Regions from separate parts of the Mus musculus genome. Here region 2 is linked to region 1. A link is a loop called in an ENCODE intact Hi-C map of the cell type or tissue named here. Cell type or tissue: left cerebral cortex. All regions are shown on one strand. Region 1 overlaps Ttc7b (tetratricopeptide repeat domain 7B). Region 2 holds the start of Gm51958 (a long non-coding RNA gene).

Region 1 (5,000 bases):
GTGGGCACTGCATGCATGGGGTACACTTATATGCATGCAAACAAAACACTCATAGACATAATACATACATACATACACACACACACACACACACACACACACACACACAAAACACATACATACATACTGCATGGGGAAGGAGAGAATTTTTCTTTTTCTACTCGTCTTCTAAGAAATGAAAAGATAAATAAAAGAAAGATATGTTAAATTTGACATTGTTAGGCCATCGGAGTCTGAAAGATTCTCAAGTCCTCTCAACCATCTCAGCCTTGGTTTTCTGTTATGAGCTGATGTTGGAGCTCTGGCTCTTTTCAGAATATATCTCCCTCTTGTTGGATAGGACTCAGGAGATAATATCAAAAAGCTATAACTGTTCAGAGTTGTAAAACAAAATTTATGCCATTGTAAACTTATGCTAACAATGAATTTGGAGCTCAGCACTGGAAAAAGCTGTTTCAGAGCTACAGAGGGAGATCTGTACAGAGGGGGCCTGTGCAGTGATGGAGCTTCAAGTGAAGATCTTAATATAAGAACCAAAGCATTAAGACTGCTGGTGGAAAACACTTCTAGATATTGACATGGAACATTCTGCAAAAATAATCCTCCCATAGCATAGGAGATCATTTTTAGTTTTTGTTTGTTTTTTAATATTTAATTTATTTATTTAATCTAAGTACACTGTAGCTGTCTTCAAACACTCCAGAAGAGAGCATCAGATTTCGTTACGGATGGTTGTGAGCCACCATGTGGTTGCTGGGATTTGAACTCAGGACCTTGGAAGAGCAGTCAGCGCTCTTAACTGCTGAGCCATCTCACCAGCCCCGGAGATCATTTTTAAAGGAATTGACAAGTAGGGATGCATAAATTTAAAGGCTTCTTTATAGCAAAGGAAGCAATCACCAGAGTTAAGACAGACTACAGATTGGGGGTCTATCTATGCCAAATAAACATTAGGCAGTGGACTAGTAGGACTAATAGCTAGAATACATAAAGAACTGTAAAAACAGAATGACCCCCACCCTCCCAATCATCCTGTCAGCTAATGGGCTACTGAACGGAGGAGACGGGCTTAAAACACTGATGGCCAATCAACATTGGAGAAAGACTTTGATATCTTTAGCTATCAAAGAAATGCAAATTAAAACTACTTTAGATTACATCTCACCTTACTCAGAAAGGCTGTCATCAAGATAACAGAGGACAACAAATGCTGATGAGTGAGGTTTATTGACTGTTGATAGAAATCCGTGTAGAAGTCCCTCAGCAACCTAAAGACAGCCACCATATGACCCAGCTATACCATTCCTGAATATGTACCCGAAGAACTCTTAATGAACCAGAGATATTTCCATGTCCATGTTTATTGCTGCTGTATGCACAGTAGCCAAGATATGTAACCAGTCTAGATCTCCTTCAGCAGAATATAAAGTGAAAATGTATAGATATACACATGAATACATACATACAGCAGAATTGCATTCAGCTATGAAGAATAATAAGGTGACATTTGAGGGAGAAAATGTGTGTGTGTGTGTGTGTGTGTGTGAGAGAGAGAGAGAGAGAGAGAGAGAGAGAGAGAGAGAGAGAGAACATGAGACAGATGAAAGAAAAGGCTTTGATTCTGAGATGGGAAAGAAGAGAAGCACCATTTGGAGAGGGAAGGTATCAGCCAGAGGAGGATGGAGAGAATGTGAGGGTGGAAGAGGGGCAATGAGAATAAGGGATAATGACATGTATTTATGAAAAAACGAACCCATTATTTATATGTTAACTCAAAGTTTGATTTAAACAATTGAAAATAAAAAAAGAGGAAGGGCCAACTGCTGGAGAGCTGGAACCTTCAAGGTTGTACAGACAACTGTGGGGTAGCACAGGCTCGCAGGAAGTCAAGCCTGGGGGTCACAGAGAGCCCTGGAATGATGAGAGTCTAGAGAACAACAAACACGCATAGAAAGGGGAAGGGAGAAGGCACAGGAGTGGGTGAAAGGTAGAGGAGACTCCTCCCACTATGAAAAGGGGTGAGTTTGACCATGCATAGGCCAAGGGACACTGCAGCTCTGCCTGTGGGGCTGGGCACAGCAATGGCACAGGGATCAAAGGTGGCCTGGCCTGCCAGGCTGAGCACACAGCTGGTCCTAAAGATTGCAGGCGCTTTCCTCCCTGGTCTTAGCTGAGTTGTTGGAGCTGCTCCAACCTGGGGGAAACACACCCAGCACAGAAAGCAAAGTGCAGGAGACGACCCAGGCTCTGACACCTTGCCAGAGTGTGCTGCTTGATCCTGGCAAAAACCTTACCGTAGTGAGTTCTGACATCATCGTACCATCTCAGTCAAGGGCGGTGAAATGGAATAAATGACCTCCTGTCAGGAGTCTGTGGAAACCCTCAGAACCAGGTGTTCTGATGTTCAACTTTGAGTGGAAACTTTAAGCAACAGTTTGTTCTAGCTATTTAATGGGCCTCAGCATTTTAGGGACAAACTAATAGTTTAGAAATATGAAAGCAATCATGTGGGTTTTTTTTTTTTTCATTTTCCTCCTTTTTCTTCCTTGCTATCATGATTAAACATGTAGCTTTTTTTTTTTCTGTTCAGTGGCGAATAGGAAGTGATTGAGTAATATCTGACTTTAAAATGTTTGTTTGTTATAGACTGTTTGGTGAGAATTGAAGAACTTGGTATTTAGGGTGCTTGTGACTATTTCTAATATTTAAAACGTGGCACCCCTTCCCTGCTGTTCTGGGATGCCACCCTCATTTGACCAGCCTCAGGCCTGCGCTACTCTGCCACTGCTCTGGACTCTTTGTTTAGGAGCAGAATTCTTCTGGGCTGAGCAGAGTCTGATTCTGAATCCTGAACACAGTCTGGGATCCAGCTGGGGACAGCTCGCACTCACGCCAGAGTCTTCCTCTGCCAGGACCTCTTGCAGATTTCCCCTCAGCAGGCTCAGCCTCCTTCTACCTAAAGATTTGTACATTCCTCCAGCAGAGGGCCTCCGTCTTGCGTGGGAGAAACCACAGCCAGCCAGAAAAGGGAATTGGGTTTCTCTCCTCATTATGTATCAGGTAGCAGAGGGCAGAACATCAGGCACAGGGCTTCTTCACCTGGCTTTAATGGATTTGCTTTCCGGTTTGAACCAGTACCTAAGAAGCATCTATCTCATTAGCTGTCCTCACCAGAGCATAGAATTTATGCTATTTGTGTGTGTGAAGTAATTTGAATATCAGTGCACAAAATACACATGTGAGCTCTTGGATTCGTATTTGTTCCTTCCTCTCAAGCCATCTCTGCTTTATAGAGCTCATCTTTCTTTTGTCCAAGGTGGTGACAGCATGGTGGGAAGCTCCCAGTTTGCTCTCTTGCCACACTTAGAGCCTGAGCAAACCCTTTCACTTCTTGACTCTGTTGGATCATTTCTGGCTAGAAAATTCTGTGCTTCCATAACTCTATAAATAGTTCGTTCTGCAAAGAGGACATAGGAGACGCCCCAAATGACCAGGTCCTATTTGTAGCCTTCCCACAGTTACAATATTTAGCTTTGAAGTACTGTTCAAGGTCTAATTTCCACCATGGCAAAACAGTTCTTTCTGTGGTCTACCAGAGTCTGTAGTGACATCATCTCAGGCATGTCCTTGTTTCATGAGTTCAGAGGGCTGCCCTTTATGTACACGGTAGGCATTTAATTGGTGATATGGAAATAGAATTAGCTGTCGTAGCCGTTCCCATCCCTTTTTAGCTGTGACTGTTTCCTCCCCTCAGATTACTCCAGAGCACTGAGCTTCAGCCCAGAGCAATGTACGTTGTTAGCCATGAACTCGAATCCCATACAAATGAGTGGAGGGACAGGCAGGTTAGGCTGCATGTCCCAGGCCTACTCCCTAATTTTTGTTCATGTCTCCAATGAACTTCCTTAGTGCTACTTAGAGTCCTGAGCACAGGCTTCTCTTTTTATGCTAGCACAAAGCTTCTGACCTGATAACATCTCATCTGTGTGGGTGAGAGGGCTGGGGGGATATTTACATACTGAGCCAATTAGTCAGTGTCTTAAAGTTCTGGGCTTGTTGTTGTGAATGAGAATTCGGAGAAGCCTTTACCCCTGTGGCTTGCATCTTACAGAAGCACATTTTTATCTCAAATCTTTGCATGATTTAAAATGCAACCCAGACAAGAGCCAGATACCTTGATCATCTGTCACAGCCTCCGGAGTCTGGCTGACAGTCTTGCACCTGCTGACCCGTTCTGTGGCTTTTTGGAAAGATGAGATGTGTTCTAATGAGTGTGTTATAAATATCACTGAGTTCTGTCATAGATGGTGGCAGTGCTCAATGTAAAGGAAATGGCTGGGAGGTGTTCCCAGCTAAAGAGGCCAGACCCAGCGTTCCGAGAGAACAAGTATGGCCTGGATATATTGACCAGGGTGTTCTAAAGAATGCTGTGCCCTGAGTGAAGTGCTTGGCTAGCCTTGTCTTTGTGGAGCATTACGATGCTGAATAGACCATGTTCTGATCAGTCAGGAAGCCCAGGAACCAGTCAGCACACAGTGACTCAGAGAGTGAGTGCTGTCGGCCCTTTGCTTCTTTTTATCAGTTCAGGGTCATAGGGTCCATGGGATGGACTTAATAGGCAGGGATTTCTGTTCTGAACGATGAGAGGGGATTAAGCAAGGCTGTCGCTCCTTTTTCATACCCTTTCTCCTTCTGCTCATGAATTTCCAGCAAGAAGCCTTATCCACATTGCATGCAGTGCCTTGCTGAGTTGAGTCCTCAACTGCCCAGTGACATCATATTCCTTTTAATGAAAGTATAAATTCCAGGACCACTCTGGGATGGGGGTCACTGTATGTTTGAAAATAGATTCTTGTAAGGTGTATCTTACCTTTTTCTCTTCACCTCAGGACTGATTTTTAGATTTTTGTCTCCTTAAGGAAATTAGATTAGATCTAAAAAGCATACACACAAGAAATTATCAGTGTCGGGTCAGTTGCTCAAAGACAGACTGATATGTG
Region 2 (5,000 bases), 72 kb after region 1:
CCTGCATTTAAGATAGGGATCTGACTTGCTCGTCTTCTCTCCCTTAGTAAAGAACAAAGCCCTCTCAGTTCTTCTCCATAATGACTTAGCCACTCAGAACAGCGTGAACCTGACCAGACTCTCACCAGAAAGGTCCCCATGGGCTCTCAGCATCCCAAATCGCATCATTTCAGCCGGGGCTGATAGTGATCGCTTTCACTGAGAACTTCTCTGTGCCAGCACCAAACTGGGCCTCTACTCCCTATAAGCCTTGCAAGACAGCTACTGTTGCCCCAACTTTAGAGGAAATGAAAAGCTAAAGGAGAGTGTGCAGCATACCCAAGTTTTCCAACTTTGATTTGAGTGGAGTTACCATCAAACAGGAGGCTGTCTGACACTAAAGCTCTCTCTGTGACAGCATACTGCTTCTGTTGATGACAGCCAGATCCTCCTCCTCCTCCTCCTCCTCCTCCTCCTCCTCCTCCTCCTCCTCCTCTTCTTCTTCTTCTTCTTCTTTCTCTTCCTCCTCCTCCTCCTCCTCCTCCTCCTCCTCCTCCTCCTCTTCTTCTTCTTCTTCTTCTTCTTCTTCTTCTTCTTCTTCTTCTTCTTCTTCTTCTTCTTCTTCTTCTTCTTCTTCTTCTTCTTCTTCTTTTGTCAGTCACTTCTTTCCCACCTCTGATCACTGCCACCTGAACCTTCTCTGTCATTAGCCTTAAAATGACATCCTTATGATTGGAAAATCTTGTTTTCTTCCTAACTCCTATGTCAATCACTTACTAACAAACAACATTTAAAGCTGACACACACTGTTGCAGGTTTTCTTTACTTTAGGCCTTCTAATAATCACCAGTGTTTTGGTAGGGCTTTTTTTATCTTACAGAATGTGTTCTCCTTCTGCCTTCAGAAAAGCAGAATGAATGGGCAAGTGCCATGTTGGATCAACTCTTCTTACTGCTCACAACTCTTCTTACTGACACAAGGCTCAGACACAGTGAAAGCTTGTGTGATTAGGACCCAGGCCTCAGAGGGTTTTAGAGGTTTAGTCCATTATCATGGCAGGGAGCATGGCAGCACGCAGGCAGACATGGTGCTGAAGAAGGAGGTGAGCGTTCTGCATCGAGATCTACAGGCAGCAAGAAGAGTGAGATTGCAGCGCTTGGCTTGGAATTTTGAAACCTCAAAGCCCAGCCTCTGTGACACACATCTTCCATTAAGGGCACACCTAACTCCAACAAGACCACACTTCTTAATCCCCCTCAAGTAGTGCCATTCTCTAATGACCAAGCATTTGAATCTGTGCACCCATGAGAGCCTTTCTTATTCAAGCTACTACATTCTACTGCCTGACCCCTATAGGGGTCATATATATATCATAATGCAAAAAAAAATTCATAAAGTCCGACTCCAAAAGTCCCATAGTCTATCACAGTCTCAACACTGTTTAAAAGTCCAAAGTCTCTTCTGGGATTCAAGGAAATCTCTTGACTGTTTGTTACCCCCTATGCAATCCAAGTCAAAAAGCAGATAACAACTTCCAACCTACAGGGCATGGAATATACATCAGCATTCCAAAAGGGAGGAAAGGCGCATAGTGAGGAATGCTGGACCAAACCCAGACCCTCACCTCTCCTTTCAGCCTCTGTTAGGGTTCCTGTCTGCAGCCCCTCTCTGAGATGAAATATATATTGTGTACCACACAATATCACAAGAGGCAAAGCTGTGATAGGAACTCTGGCGTTCTGACTCCTGGTCTTTCACCACCACACCCTGTCTCTTGTGTTTAGCTTCTGCAGCTGTGGAAGACAGGAAGAGTCTCTAAGAGAAACTACAGTTCCCATTTTAACCAGTGTTTACTATATATGCTCTGACTTGTCAGTCGTAACAGGGGAACAGTAATTCCCTGGAGGTGTATGCTTTGTATATAGACACCGTAGACTTGGGGTCTTGCTGATTTCCTCTCCTGAAAGTACCTCTCTGCACCCCTGAGATCTAGGAAGAAAACATTCAATATGAAGAAAGGATATCCCCATTTTGAACAATGTGTAGTTAGTTGTCTTGAATGCTGTTTTTAAAGGGGCAATGGAAGACAAACTGCAGGATAGACCCAGAGGTAGTTGCTCTACCAGTGGAAGGAGATAGGTCTTGTATCATTATTAATGATTCTGGATGCAATTGATTTCTACTGTTTGAAGTGGGGAGCCCTTAGATTCCCACATCTCCCATAATTGCACTAGAAGGCCAGACAGAGGTGAGCTGTCTCTGGGAAACTCACCAGGCATAGTGACCGAGACAAGTGTTTAAAGGGAACTGTGTTTCTGACCCTTGGCATGTGCCTGGAAGTTTTAACTAGCCAGAATGCGCTATCTGTACACTCTTTCAACTGTTACCCAGTTCTGAATCTTTACTTCCATCATCTAGCCAGAAAAGTCACCCAGGTACAGTGGCTTTCTCAGTGATGATTCATTAGTGACAGACAGAGAGTAAGAGCCCAGATCCCCATCCAGGCTCCAGGATCCCAGCTTTTGGATCCCTTCATACCTCACACGTGGCAGCCAGGCTCATTCTCTGCAGCTTGGTGAGGTGGAATCCCATAACATTACAGCTGCAGTACCCCAGTGTGGTCCAGCGGGCGCCCAGGCAGGTCAATGCCTCGTGGGTTCCAGAATCGTCGTACATTGAGACAAAGCCTTCTGAAAGCTCCCTGGACGAGGAGCCTTCGCAGTGTTCAGATCACCAACCCTTTGTGACTGCTTATATTAAAAACACTACATGACCAGACCAGTGTTAGAAACATTCAGCACATGTTGTATGATTATCTGCTCAGGAGTTTGTATTGTCTTCTACTAAGGGAGATTTTTTTTTGTTTCCCAGTGTGGAAATAATTAATAGTGCAGCTTCCAGCAAGTCTGTACGGATGATGTGGTAAATGCAGGCTGACAGTCTGCGCTGAGCGAAGTTTCCTCGGCTTCCTGTGTTTCTCTAACTACATCTCTGGACATGGAAATTGTAGCCTGTAAACTGGGTTAAGGTTCATAACAAATCTCGTTTGCCACTTTCAAACAGCAGCAGCTGCACACAGGAAGGAAATTGTGTTCCTTGAAATTGTAGATTTCAAATGGCTTAGAACCCCCAGACATTATCATGATAGGAATAATAACAATAATAATTTCTACCTATTTCATAGATTTGGGATCTCTATGGCCTAAGGTCCTTTAACTGCTTCACCCCTGTTCAGCCTGCAGTGGCTTCCATGTAACAGTGACAGTGACAGTTAGGGATGCCAAGCCTGTTTTGTAGGCCAAGCTGGAGAAAGGGTAGTCAGAAAGATGGACAGTGCAGGAAGCTGGTGAAGTAGCTGTCTGGATGCAGGCACCAAAGCCTGTTGTGATTGCCCCAGGTTCCCTCCAGCCAGCCTTTGAAGCCCGGGAAAGCCAGAGGGCCACAGCCCCCAGTTCTGCTGTGATTGTTCACTGAAGTGCTCCACACTGTCCTCTCCTCCTGTAGTAAATGAGAATATCACCCATGTAAGGGACTTAAGATTTATCTGGGGACACACTCAAGTTCACGACTGATCGATCACTCGGAACCTTATATCCAGCAGCTGCCGGAGAGCTGCCGAAGCCCCGACGAGTGGTGATTGCCTGGGGCGTCCTGGTATACTCAGTCTGGATGAAGCCTTTGCACTGTACGGTTCAGGAAATGTTCTGGGTAATTCTCCTCATGCCACAGAGTTCATAGCCCTGCTGTGGTTGGCAAAGTCATCTTGGAGGGTAGCGTGCAAGACTCTGTGTGTACAACATTGTAAGAACGTGTGCAGGTGCGGGCACGCCCCGGCGCATCTGTGTGGGTCAGAGGCGATTTTCAGGAGTTTCTTCTCTCCCTCCATTGTTGTGGGTATCAAAGTCACACGTGAGGCATAGGCGGCAAGTTCTATTTCTATACCCACTCAGCTGTCTCAGCAGCCCAGTCTTCTCTTATATGCTATAGTGACAGAGGAGTAAAAGCAGCAAGGACCTGTGGGCATCTCGGAAGCTCTGTTTGTGATATGCATCACTGTATGTGTTACTGAAGCCCTGGGTGCAGGACACCTTCAGGTGTGGACAGACAGACATAGGTATCCCCGTGCTTCGCACGCTGGGCCAGCTTGGCCTTGGCCTTTCAAGTGACTGACATTTACAGTGTGTTTTTGCAGTGACTCTGGACGTGGGAGCAGCCTCTTAGACAGAACCATCGCTGACAGACGACAGCTTAATACAATCACTTTGCCAGACTTCAGCGATCCTGAGACAGGTGAGAATCAAGAGCCAGAGGGGGGGTGCTGGGGGGGGAGCAGAAGGTGGGACCAGGTGCTGGGTTGGTATTTGAGATTGACAGACCCCAGGAGTAGGGTGGAGGGTGAAAGGGGTTGGGGTAGAGTGTGGGGAGAGGCCTCAGGCAAATAACTGGACACTTAACTGAGAGGTGCCCCTTCAGCCTCATTTTCCAGTGTTGGTTCACAGTGAGGAAATTAGTATCATTAGCCCAGATCAACTCTTAAATCTATTTCCCCTTGTTCTGGGAACTTAAACTTTGAAACTGCAGTTTGGTGGCTTCTGTGTGCGGCAGGTTTCCTCTCTTCTCTGTCTCCTGTAGGCTTCTGCCCTTGTTGAAATCAGCCATTCTGAGCTCTAATCAGTTGCATACATAAACACACATGCTTCCAGTAAGAGGACCTGTCTGGTGACAGGGGCTTCTGAGCTACTAGTTCTACTGTCCTCATGTGGTGGCCCATAGCATTTTACTGCCTCTGAGCAAATGTTTCTACTTGGCTGGTAAAGACCTCTGGGGGTAGTGTGCTCCGTGAGCATGCGTCCACAGCTCCCTGGATGCAGGGAAGGAAGCGCACCTCCCTAATTTTCATAGCTACAAACAAACAGCTCCAGCAGTAATGCTGGGTCATCACTGACAATCTGGGAACCCTACAGACCCACAAAACATAATGAACTTCACTCAGCTTCGAGCTTTAGAGGTAGTTCTAGGAC

What was found. A loop is a pair of places that touch in the nucleus more often than their neighbours do. Peaks named below come from ENCODE experiments on the same cell type or tissue, not always from the same donor. Only the 100,000 strongest peaks of a DNase experiment are listed, where the experiment ranks them.
Region 2: a loop joins it to region 1, with 2.5 times the contacts of the local background. A loop is called at or near these places in 3 of 42 quality-filtered maps.

The regions. Positions count from the first base shown.
Region 1 is chr12:100,419,701-100,424,700 of GRCm38, reverse strand. The region is part of intron 5 of Ttc7b (tetratricopeptide repeat domain 7B); the gene reads left to right. Among named protein-coding and RNA genes, the nearest start is that of Gm51958, 73 kb to the right of the region's middle. In left cerebral cortex, a CTCF peak has its summit at 2,980 (motif pointing right); DNase peaks (open chromatin) are centred at 2,995, 3,662, 4,158 and 4,487; H3K27ac peaks cover 3,119 bases.
Region 2 is chr12:100,347,205-100,352,204 of GRCm38, reverse strand. Ttc7b (tetratricopeptide repeat domain 7B) reads left to right here. Exons shown (of 20, transcript NM_001033213.1): 17 at 4,172-4,269. Gm51958 (a long non-coding RNA gene) reads right to left here and starts at 2,798. Exons shown (of 3, transcript XR_003950124.1): 1 at 2,518-2,798. In left cerebral cortex, a CTCF peak has its summit at 2,620; DNase peaks (open chromatin) are centred at 2,479 and 4,897; H3K27ac peaks cover 4,238 bases.